Regions from separate parts of the Homo sapiens genome. Here region 1 is linked to region 2. A link is a contact called in ENCODE Hi-C data. All regions are on one chromosome and are shown on one strand. Each heading gives the region's core, a stretch centred on a gene start or an enhancer-like site at or near the end of the contact. The rest is flanking DNA. Distances are from core to core; before and after follow the strand shown.

What was found. A loop is a pair of places that touch in the nucleus more often than their neighbours do. Pooled maps may share reads with other maps.
Region 1: a map with no recorded cell type shows a loop between it and region 2 (5-fold over the local background). The contact joins the promoter of ARHGAP25 here to the enhancer-like site in region 2. A Hi-C loop is called at or near these places in 4 of 37 single-sample maps with no recorded cell type and 4 of 50 pooled maps.

Annotation. Positions count from the first base shown.
Region 1 is chr2:68,732,873-68,738,082 of GRCh38, forward strand. It overlaps ARHGAP25 (Rho GTPase activating protein 25), which reads left to right and starts at 1,939. Exons shown (of 11, transcript NM_001007231.3): 1 at 1,939-2,388. The coding sequence starts at 2,328.
Region 2 is chr2:68,201,426-68,207,031 of GRCh38, forward strand. All of the region lies in intron 2 of PPP3R1 (protein phosphatase 3 regulatory subunit B, alpha), which reads right to left. Among named protein-coding and RNA genes, the nearest start is that of PNO1, 46 kb to the left of the region's middle. RefSeq lists an enhancer at 4,143-4,643. Within about 2 kb of position 2,271, at least 4 of the 41 ENCODE cell types and tissues checked have a DNase peak (open chromatin) inside an H3K27ac peak, as active enhancers do.

The sequences.
Region 1 (5,210 bases), core at 689-3,188, 530 kb after region 2:
AGCCTCGTTCTCTGGATATACAGTTTGGATACATTTAGTTTGAGATGGCTACTATAGATCTAAGCAGAGATCCATGTGATTTGGAGTTCAGGGGGTCTGGGCTGGAAATACACATTGGAATCATCTGCAAATATGTGACATTTAAAGCCTTGAGACAGATGAGCTCACCAAGGTGTGAGTGTGGATGGAAAAAGAGTCCAGTCGAGTCTTGGTTTCCTTCAATATTTAGAGGTCAGAGAGATGAGAAGGAATCAGCAAGAAAACAGACACGGAAAAGCCAGAAAGGCAGGCAGACAGCCAGGCCAACCATGGGCCGTGGGAGCCCCATGGACAGAGGGCTCAGAGTTGGAGAGAGCTATCAAATGTGTCCGACACTGCTGATGGGCCCGTGAGATGAAGATGAAGCCCTGACCTGTGAGTTTAGTGACAGGGAAGTCGTAGGTATCCTTGATGAGAATATATTTTGTGGAGTCATAGGGGCAAAAACATCAACCAAGGGATTCGGGAGAGAATAAGAGGAGAGATATTTGCAAGTTAGACAATTCTTACTAAAGCTTGGTTCAGAAATGAAGGAGAGAAATGGGACTCTAGCCCAAGGGGGTGGTGGCATCCAGAGAGATTTTTTATGGGATAAAAAATAGTAAGTTTGAACGCTGACAGGAAGGATCAAAGAGAGAGAAGAAATTGATGATGCAATAGGGATGGGAGAGTGTTAACAGCCAGTTCACCCATTGTACCAAGAATAAGGTCAGGGATACAGCTTGCATGCAGGTAGGTGAGCAGATAGAGTGAGGGAAGCTTGTGGACATTCTCTTTCAGTTACATTGATTTTCTCAATGAAACGGGAACCCAGGTCGTCAGTAAGAGTAAGCAAGTGGCAGGTGAAGAAGAAAGTATGACAGAGTCATCTAGGAGAGTTGGAGAATGAATGGAGCAAGGCGTGCAGCTTAGATGCTGGCTAGCAGTGACTGTTCTGAGCACTTTGTACTGGCTTTTCTACTAAAGCCTCACAACAGCCTATGAAGTAAGCCCTATTATTTGCCCCATCTACAGATAAGAATTGAAGCACAAAGTGGTCAAGAAACTTGTCCATAGTCCCACAGCAGGAAAGCCAGGATTTGACTACCAGTGATCTGTTTCCAGGGCCCAAATGCTTAAGCACTAGGTTAGGCTGACCCAGTTAAACATGAAAGCTTGTCACAGAACTGAACTAAATAGAATAGAATAAAGGTTGAATTAATGTGTGTGGTGCAACCACTCTGTGTCAAGCTCTGCACTAGATTCCTCTGCAAAAACCCTTTGAGTTGTGGTTATTATCAACCCCATTTTACTGATGAGGACATTAAGGTCTGGAAAGATTCAGTTGCTTGTTCAAAAGTTGAAGAGCTAGCAAATGGAAGCCCACACCATGTATACAGCCCACACACCCTGATTCTAAAGCCCACACCCTGTGTACAATGCCAAAGAACCCTTAGGATATGTGAGTGGGTCGACCTAGCTTAAGTTGCTTCATTAAGCCAAATACATCAAAACCCTCCCTACATCAGGCTGAGATCACTTGCAAACTTTATCCTGAGCACCTGGAGAGCTTGCGACATGGTCCTTACAGCAGGAAGAATTTAAAAGAAGATAACTTTGGGGGAATGCTTGTTGTTTTTCTGACCATTTTTGGATGCTTGATCCGTTAGGTGAGGAAGAGGAGAGCTTAGAGTTGAAGTAGATGATGGGAGTTTCGACATTTTCTTCTAATTAAAACTGTAATCTTTTATAACAGAAGCAACCATTCTGGTTTTTCAAGCATTTCCAAAAACCATTTTCTCAAGAAAGAGTGCTCATAATGTATCATCTTCACTGAACAGCCACCCACTTCCTCAAATGCAAGGAAGCAGACAGTTAAAAAAGAAACACACACACACACACACAAAACCAAGAGGCAGCAGTTGTTTATCACGACCTCAACTCAGTAAGGCCTGAGATTCTTTCGAAAAGGAGCTTTGCTTCCCATGACGCAGAGGGAAGTGTCAACTGGGATATTTCTGGTAAAACTGAAAGCAAGAAAAGCAGGGTGCTAGCCCCTGTGGGACTGAGGGTGGAGGCTGGGGGAGTTTGGGTGCCATCCTCCAGTGACAGATGGATGGACCTTTCATCTAAGAGAAAGGAGGAGACACGTTGGCAAATCAGCCTCAAGCCTAAGATTGCTTGTGAAGCAATCATAAGGAGGAACAAAAACAGACACAAAAACAGAGGGAAAGAGTGAAAAGACAAGAAGGGCGCAAACTGTGACAGACTCACCGCTTCACTAACTACTCACTTAAACTGGAAGCAAAATGTCCCTAAAATTGCCAAGGAACTGGGATTTCAACCTGAAAGTGGAGGCTGCGAAAATAGGTATGGTTGGTGTCTTTTCGTTGCCTCTGTGATTCTTACGTATACTCGAGCACCATTTGCATGTTGGTCTGCAGGGAGCATAGTCTACTTAAAAATGGATCTCGCAGCAAATCTGAGTTTGAGGGACCATTTGCATTTAAGTTGGCATGCCAGGTCCAAGTTCTAAAATGCTGGGAGGGGGTTCTCTTTCATTTGGACAAAACAGTGGGATGGCACTCCTTGGTGTGCAGGATCTGGGGTACTTCGGATGATTTAAGGCTACAGACTACACACAAAACTGTGAGTTTTTAGCATATTCCATTTCCTTCCTGTTTGGAAACTCATCCATATTTTGAATGGTTCTGAACAGGAGCACAAAGACTAGAGTCTTTTGAAGTGCTCAATCTGTAAGTAAATTCAATGGGTGTTCTGTTTTGTGAGCCCAGGAGTCAAGGTGTATTAAAAGGTAGTAGCAAAAGGTAGACAACAAAAACAAGACAGGAACATAAAAACGTACTAAAGTATAATAAAGACCTTACTTAATAAAAATATAATTAAAGGAACAGAATGGGAGGGAATTCTTAGATGAGTTGGAAAAGAGATGTATTTTTTATTATTTTAAGGGAGACTGGCATATTTTCTGAGATAGTCTGGCCTTTAATCCATACCCTGTCCTTCTAATGATGATAGTGATACATTAAGTTTAATCTATATATTCGTTATGAAGTTCTTTACATAGATTTCTTCTATTGCTAAATTGGTCACAGTAATTCACATCAGAGCAATCGGGCTGAAAACTATTGCCTACATTTATGTATCTCACCCATACATGAGATAACTTCCTTGATATTAGATATAGATAAGTATTAAGGTGTTTCTAACAGCTTGGAGGAATTTTGCTTGGAAAAAGGTTTAGATTTGAACCTCTAATGGGGTTAAGTGTGCTACTAAAATAAGTGCTCCATTGAAAAGTCACAAGCGGAGCATTAATGATGTAGGTCTGAGAAAGGGTTTGAAAGAAAACAGAGTAATCAGAGAAGCCATTTATCTTGATAACTAGGGGAGATTAGCGTTCCCTAATCAAGCTGTGAATGATTGTATGCTGAGGTCAGTTCAGAGAAAAGGTAATGTTCATACCTCTTACAAAAGCAAGAGATTTTCCTCCTAACTATCATTGATACAAATGTACTTGGCTAATGCTCAATCTATGTCATACAAATTATATGGTTCTGTTCCTTTGAAAGTGTCCTGCTTCTACATAAATAAGGTCATTCTGCCTTCTCTCCACCTATGTTTGAACACAGGTTATTAGGGTCTTACTCTCCTTTGGTTTAAAAAACAAGAAAGTTGAGACAATTAATAGTTAAATGATTTTTTTCACAGATATAGGAAATTACCACACTAGAGCTCAAGACTGCATATACTCAGGTCTGGGATTTGATTGAGTGAATTTCATGATTTTTACCAATGTTTCTTAAAGCATGGTCCCATAGATAACCTATATCAGACTCACATCAAGTGCTGGCTAAAAATGCAGATTTCTGGGCACCATCCTTACAAAATCAGAATCTCTGGAGGAAGGCCCAGGATCCTGCATTTTGACAAGCACCCCCCACTTTCATCCTCACCTGAGGAAGAATTCCTGCTGTAGGTACTGTGGTCTATGTTCACTAGCCCCAGCAGACAGTTTTCACCCATTTAGTATAGGGCACAGTGCTTGTTCTTAACTGGGCACACAATAAATATTTGTTGGCTGAATGAATGCTTCAGCCAACAAAAACAAGCAGATGATGTTATTTAGTATTACTTAATGAAAAAATAATAATAAGGACATAATGAAATACAGAGGAGCCCTTGTCATTATCCATGCTATCTATAAGTTTGTCACCCTGAAGGACTGGACTACAGTAGGATGCATTTATAAGTGTCACATGAACTAGAATTCAGATCATAATCTGAGTCCTCTGATGGGGGAGAGCCCTTGACTCAGTCACAGGACTTCCAGTCCCCTCTCCAGCATCCTGTGTCCAGGTGTAACTGTAGGAACTGGCTTACCAATATATCAAAGAAACTTACCTCTATTGGGAAGACCTGTGGAACTGGGAGTTATGTCAGGAAAGCTGACAATCTGTGGTTTTAACGTTTTCTCAACCTAGATACCATTGACATTTGGGGTTGGATAGTTTTTTGTTGTGGGGCCTGTCCTGTGAATTATAGGATGTTTAGCAGAATCCTTGGCCTCTACCTTCTAGGTGATGGTAACACCCCCCTACCACTACCAGTTGTGACAAATAAAACTGTCTTTACATATAGCCAAGTGTTCCTTGGGGATGGGGGTGAGGGTAATATCTTCTCTAATTGAGAACTCCTGGAGTAGATGATCACCAAAAGGGTGGAATATAAGGTCATTTGGGACTAGAACCCAAATATTAACTCATGATTCACTCTGTAGCTCAATTTTTTGGAGGCTTTTATTGAGATCTGTCCTCAGGGAGCCAGGCCATAGCTTAGGAAGGACACTAGAATGGGCCCTTGGTGAAATAGCAAGACACTGACCCAGAATGTGACCCAGGAAAGGGGCCCTAGCTTTTTTTGATGAGCTATGCTTCCAGTTTCCCCAGAATCTTGTGAGCTGGAGTGAAAGTGAAAGTCTCTGAGAGCGAGGGGAGGGACTCTCCACTGTACTTCCATCTCAGAGCTGAAGAGGGTCTTGCTGGATGGCAGACTCACCTGAGTCCACTACCATGAGTCTGACAGATTTTCATGCAGTGATGAAGAAAAGTCACAGAACTTCCTGAATCTGACCTATTGATCCTGGCAGGAATAGGGGTTGGAAGAAAAAG
Region 2 (5,606 bases), core at 1,021-3,520:
GACTTTTATCTTAACATTAAAAAATTCCACCACATAATTCATATAACGGCTTTTACTTTCTTCTTGAAGACATTCTTCACAGACAACTCTGCCATTTCGTTCTAATTTGAACCAACTGCTTTCTAGGCCTATGGCATAGTTGTTATCCTGAGATTTTCACTGGTGTGTTAGTTAGGAATTCCGTTTCTGGGGTCTCATTTCATCCTCTTTCTTGAACTTCTATTTCATTTTGCTAGGTACATATTCAAGAACTCGTTTAAGTTAACCTTCCCAAGTCCTTAAATTTCTGAAAATGTCTTTTTTTGTTCTCACATTTGAGTGATCATTTGGCTGTTATCAAATTCTGGATTAGAAACTCCGAACTTTGAATGTATTACTCCACTGCCTTCTACCAACTACTGCTGCTGTGAAGAAGTCCAATGCCAGCGGACTCCTATTCTTTTTAGGTAACAACTTCTATGTCTGGAGGCTTTTAGGGTTTTTTTACTCTTGAAATTTTAAAATTACAAAAGTTGAAACTAAACATAGATGTTCTTTCATCTAATCTTGGCAATCAGAATGCTTTTAAACAAAAGATTCAATTTTTCAAGAAAGAGAAATTTCTCCTTTTATTTCACTGATTATTTCCCCTTCTATGTTATCTAATACAGCTCCTGAAATTTCTTTCAGTCAGACGCTATCACTCTGTGTTCTCCAAATCATTCTTTCCTTGCACATTTTTCCATATCTTTTATCTTTTGCTCTAACATTCTGAGAAAGATTCAAGAAGTTTTATTTTTGTTACGCAGATAGCTAGACTTTTTCACTAGCTAAAGTAACTGATTTCTTCAAATTACTCAAATTTGTGCTAGATAACGAGATTACTATATGTCATGAACCTCATTACCGAAACTACAAATTTCTTAGTGCTGCCACAATACCAAAATTTGACAGTGTGGATAAAGCAAATAAAGCCAGTCCTTCCTTTTCTTTTTTCGTTTTTTGTTGTTGTTGTTGTTGTTGTTGTTGTTGTTTTTTGAGATGGAGTCTCGCTCTGTCTCCCACGCTGGAGTGCAATGACACAGACTCGGCTCACTGCAACCTCTGCCTCCTGGGTTCAAGTGATTCTCCTGTCTCAGCCTTCCAAGTAGCTGGGATTACGGGCACCCACAACCATGCCCGGCTAATTTTTCTATTTTTAGTAGAGACGAGGTTTCACCATGTTGGCCAGGCTGGTCACGAACTCCCGACCTCAGGTGATCCACTTGCCTCGGTCTCCCAAAGTGCTGGGATTACAGGTGTAAGCCACTGTGCCCGGCCAGTCCTTTACTTGAGACTACTTGTTTAAAAACTTGAAATATTTAATATATACTAGAGAGTTCAGGGAATTTTTTTTTTTTTTTTTTTTTTTTTTTTGAGACGGAGTCTCGCTCTGTCGCCCAGGCTGGAGTGCAGTGGCATGATCTCAGCTCACTGCAAGCTTCGCCTCCCAGGTTCACGCCATTCTCCTGCCTCAGCCTCCCGAGTAGCTGGGACTACAGGCACCCACCACCATACCCGGCTAATTTGAATCCAGGGATTATTAAAAACCGTCTGTAACACTAAAACAAGGTAACCCAAACTATTTAAGTTCATGTACTATACTTAAGAAAATCCTTTGTTCTTCTCGTCATTACTTAATTCTAATGCTTTACTGAGAGCAAGCAAAGCATAAGTAATTCTCAGTGACTAGGTGAATTAAATCAGAATTGAGATCACTAAATTACCAAGTAAATGATAAATGACAGCTGGTAAACTGTCTAAGAAACATTAACTGTATAATAAATTTATGAAGATGTTAATGTAAAGCAACAACTGCACAAGTCAATTTCAAAATTAACGGCATACAATGTTTTAACAATAAATGGCATTTTAGGGCCAGGCACAGTGGCTCACACCTGTAATCCCACCACTTTGGGAGGCCAAGGCGGGTGGATCACCTGAGGTCAGGAGTTCAACACCAGCCTGACCAACATGGTGAAACCTTGTCTCTAATACAAATACAAAATTAACCAGGTGTGGTGGCACATGCTTGTAATCCCAGCTACTCGGGAGGCTGAGGCAGGTGAATAGCTTGAACCCAGGAGGCAGAGGTTGCAGTGTGCCGAGATCGCGCCATTGCACTCCAGCCTGGGCAACAAGAAAGAAACTCTGTCTCAAAAAAAAAAAAATGCTGAAATGAAAGAGGAAATCAAATTAACTACAGATAACCTTTTTCTCTGAAAACACTGTTTTCAAAACAGCAAACCTCCCTGAGACGAATGTGATTAAGAGCAGACATTAACAGCAAAGTTATTATCCTTAAACTTTCACATCACCTGTAAATACTCAAACCAGAAACAAAACTGCCTGAATGTGAAACTGTTTACTAAAAACAGAAACAGCGTTCTAACGGCTAGAAGGGTTTCTACTGGCAGTTCATTATGCAAAAGGAGAGGTTCCTTCAGAGTCTGCCAAGCTCTTCTTAGGGGACCTTCTAACAAAAGAGAGATGAGACATCTTTTTAGATAAAAGATTTAATCTTTCACCTACATTTAGTCTACAAAACAGCCCTTGTGTTTACTAATTTTATCTAAACCACTCAGAATTACACTGGCTTTATCAAAAATTAGCTGAATCTGATTTTCCACTCTTACTTTCAATTGTGCCCCAATCTAGTCTTCTGCTTAAATTATCTAAGGTAGTATCTTGCACTCAGTCACTTTTCCAAAGTTATCATGCCAAGTTAGAACTAAGGCTTCCACTTTGAGCAAATCACCTCAACAGAGTATACATTTCCTAGTCCAGAGAGGTTAGCCAACAGACAGAAATAAAGTCACAACGGCCTAGAATAAATTCAATAAAAATCCAACACTGAATTGAATGACATATACATATATATACACACACACACTATATATATATATTCTGATATATATATATCAGAATACCTATGTCTTAGACAAATCTAGTCTTGCCTAGAATTATTCATGTAGACAATTATAACATTAATTTTGTAAGATTTACTGAAGACAGACTATATAATACTATGATTAAAAATATTGACTATGAAACATGATGGCCTAAGATCAAATCATGGCTTTGTTACTTCACCTGCTGTGTGACTTAAGCCAGTTATTTAAAGTCTCTTTGCTTCTATTTCCTCATCTGTACAATGGGGAAAGTAATTGTGCCCCTCTCCTGAGGCTAATATGAGAATTAAAAGAATTAATGTATGTAAAACGCTTAGAATAATTCCTGGGACATGGTAAGCACCATACCATTATGGATTGTTATTATTTATGAAAACAAATGGGGTGACTAGTAACTACCAGGTTTTCCCAAAGGTATACAGCCTTTAAAATTATCCAACGAGTTGTCTATGTAATCCAGCTCTGAGCTCTTGCTAGCTAATTCAGTCAACCAATTATTTACTCAGCATCTGCTTTATGCCAGGCATTATGCTTCCACTGTCAAAGTCCCAATTCTTTTACTGGTGAAAATTAGTTTGAACAGCCACTTATTATTAAAGTTTACAGTCTGCATGCCATTCTGAATTGTAATTAAATAATTATTTCTTATTGATTTTATTCTTGGTTACTTCCTTCTCCCCTTTTCCATTTATTTAAAAAGCCCCAACTTTTCAATAATAGAAAATTTCAAACACACACAAAGTTTGAAAAAAGAGTATAATGAATTCTATATGCTCATCATCCAGTTTCAACCATTAAACATAAGAAAAATGTTATCTATATCCCACCCCAGTTATTTCAGAGCAAATCCCAGACATATCATTTCCTTGTAAGTAATCAGTATTATCTTTTTTTTTTTTTTTTTTTGAAACGGCGTTTCACTCGTTGCCCAGGCTGCAGTGCAATGGCGCAATCTCAGCTCACTGCCACCTCTGCCTCCCGGGTTCAAGCAATTCTCCTGCCTCAGCCTCCCAAGTAGCTGGGTTTACAGGCATGCACCACCATGCCCTGCTAACTTTTTACATTTTTAGTAGAGATGGGGTTTCACCATGTCAGTCAGGCTGGTCTCGAACTCAGGTGATCCACCCACCTCGGCCTCCCAAAGTGCTGGGATTACAGGGGTGAGCCACTGCACCTAGCCTAAACAGTATTATCTCTAAAAGATAAAAACTCTTTAACACATCATAACATTATCACACCTAAAAATTAATTATTTGGTATCAAATAATCAGTGTTCAAATTTCCCCAAAGGTCACAAGTGATTTTGTAGATTTTTTAAATCAATCCAGATGTGGCAATTAGACAATGTGTTGATAAAATGAAGATGACCTTGATAGCAGTGTCCGTGGAGTTATAGCAGCCGAAAGCCAGATTGCAGTAGACCAAGAAATTAGCAGAAATAAGGAAATAAAGGTGATTGTGTAGGCTCTTCTTTTTTTTTTGAGAGGGGGTTTCGCTCTTGTTGCCCAGGCTGGAGTGCAATGGCGCGATCTCGGCTCACAGCAACCTCCACCTCCTGGGTTCAAGCCATTCTCCTGCCTCAGCCACCTGAGTAGCTGGGATTTAGGGATGCGCCACCACACTCGGCTAATTTTGTATTTTTAGTAGAGACGGGGTTTCTCCATGTTGGTCAGGCTGGTCTTGAACTCCGGACCTCAGGTGATCCGCCCGCCTCGGCCTCCCAAAGTGCTGGGATTACAGGCGTGAGCCACCGCGCCCGGCGGCTCTTAAAAGGTTCAAATACGTGAAAGAACAGAGAGAAACTTCCAGGTACATGCAGGATCAAAATCAAAGAGAAGTCGACTGTGTTATAAACTGAAGAGAGGAAGAAGCTGAAGACATATGGGAAAATAAAGAGAAACTTAACAAAGTAAGATCCTAGAGATGAGATAGCACAAGATCAAAAGCACAGGGGAAGGGCTAACCATGAAAAAGGGAGGCCTGATACTGAAGGAAAGGAGGTTAAGATTAAATGTGAGATCAGACAAGTTTCTCTTGTGGCAGGCAGAGGTGAGGGGGGAGGCCAACACTTAAATCATCCCCAAGTTTTCTCAGTCCCTAGTTTTCTCAAGCATTAGGAGCAAAATCATTTATTAAAACCAGGTAATGCAGGCAAGTTTGGGTAGAATGCTGATGATGTCGGTAACATATAAGGAGACTGAGAGAAATAACTACACAGGTCAAAGAATTAATCCACATTCTAATCCTACACAGCTTTCAAATGTCACCCCTTCCAGGAGGCTTTTCTTAATTTCCTTAACCAAAGGTCATTTTTCCTCCTTGGAACCTGTGTTTTTATTTCTCGTAATAGTTTACCCATACTGTAATAATCTATGTATTTCCCTTTTTCCCAGTGGCTAATCCATAAGTACTTGGTAGGTGCTTACTTATCTGTGTGGCACAGGAAAGAATACAGTATGTTACAGCATATAATTTAGAGTCCTGTTAAACTTTTTTAAAAAGTAGCACAACTACACTGAAAGAAGAAAAGCTGAGAGGACACTGTGGCTGGGGCAATTAAATAAGGACAAACAGAGAACACTGGCTTGAGCTAGGTATGGAAGGGATGAGAAGGCATGACAGGAATTAACCTAAATAGGGAAGTATAAATAGTGAAGTGTGTCAAGGACTGATTTC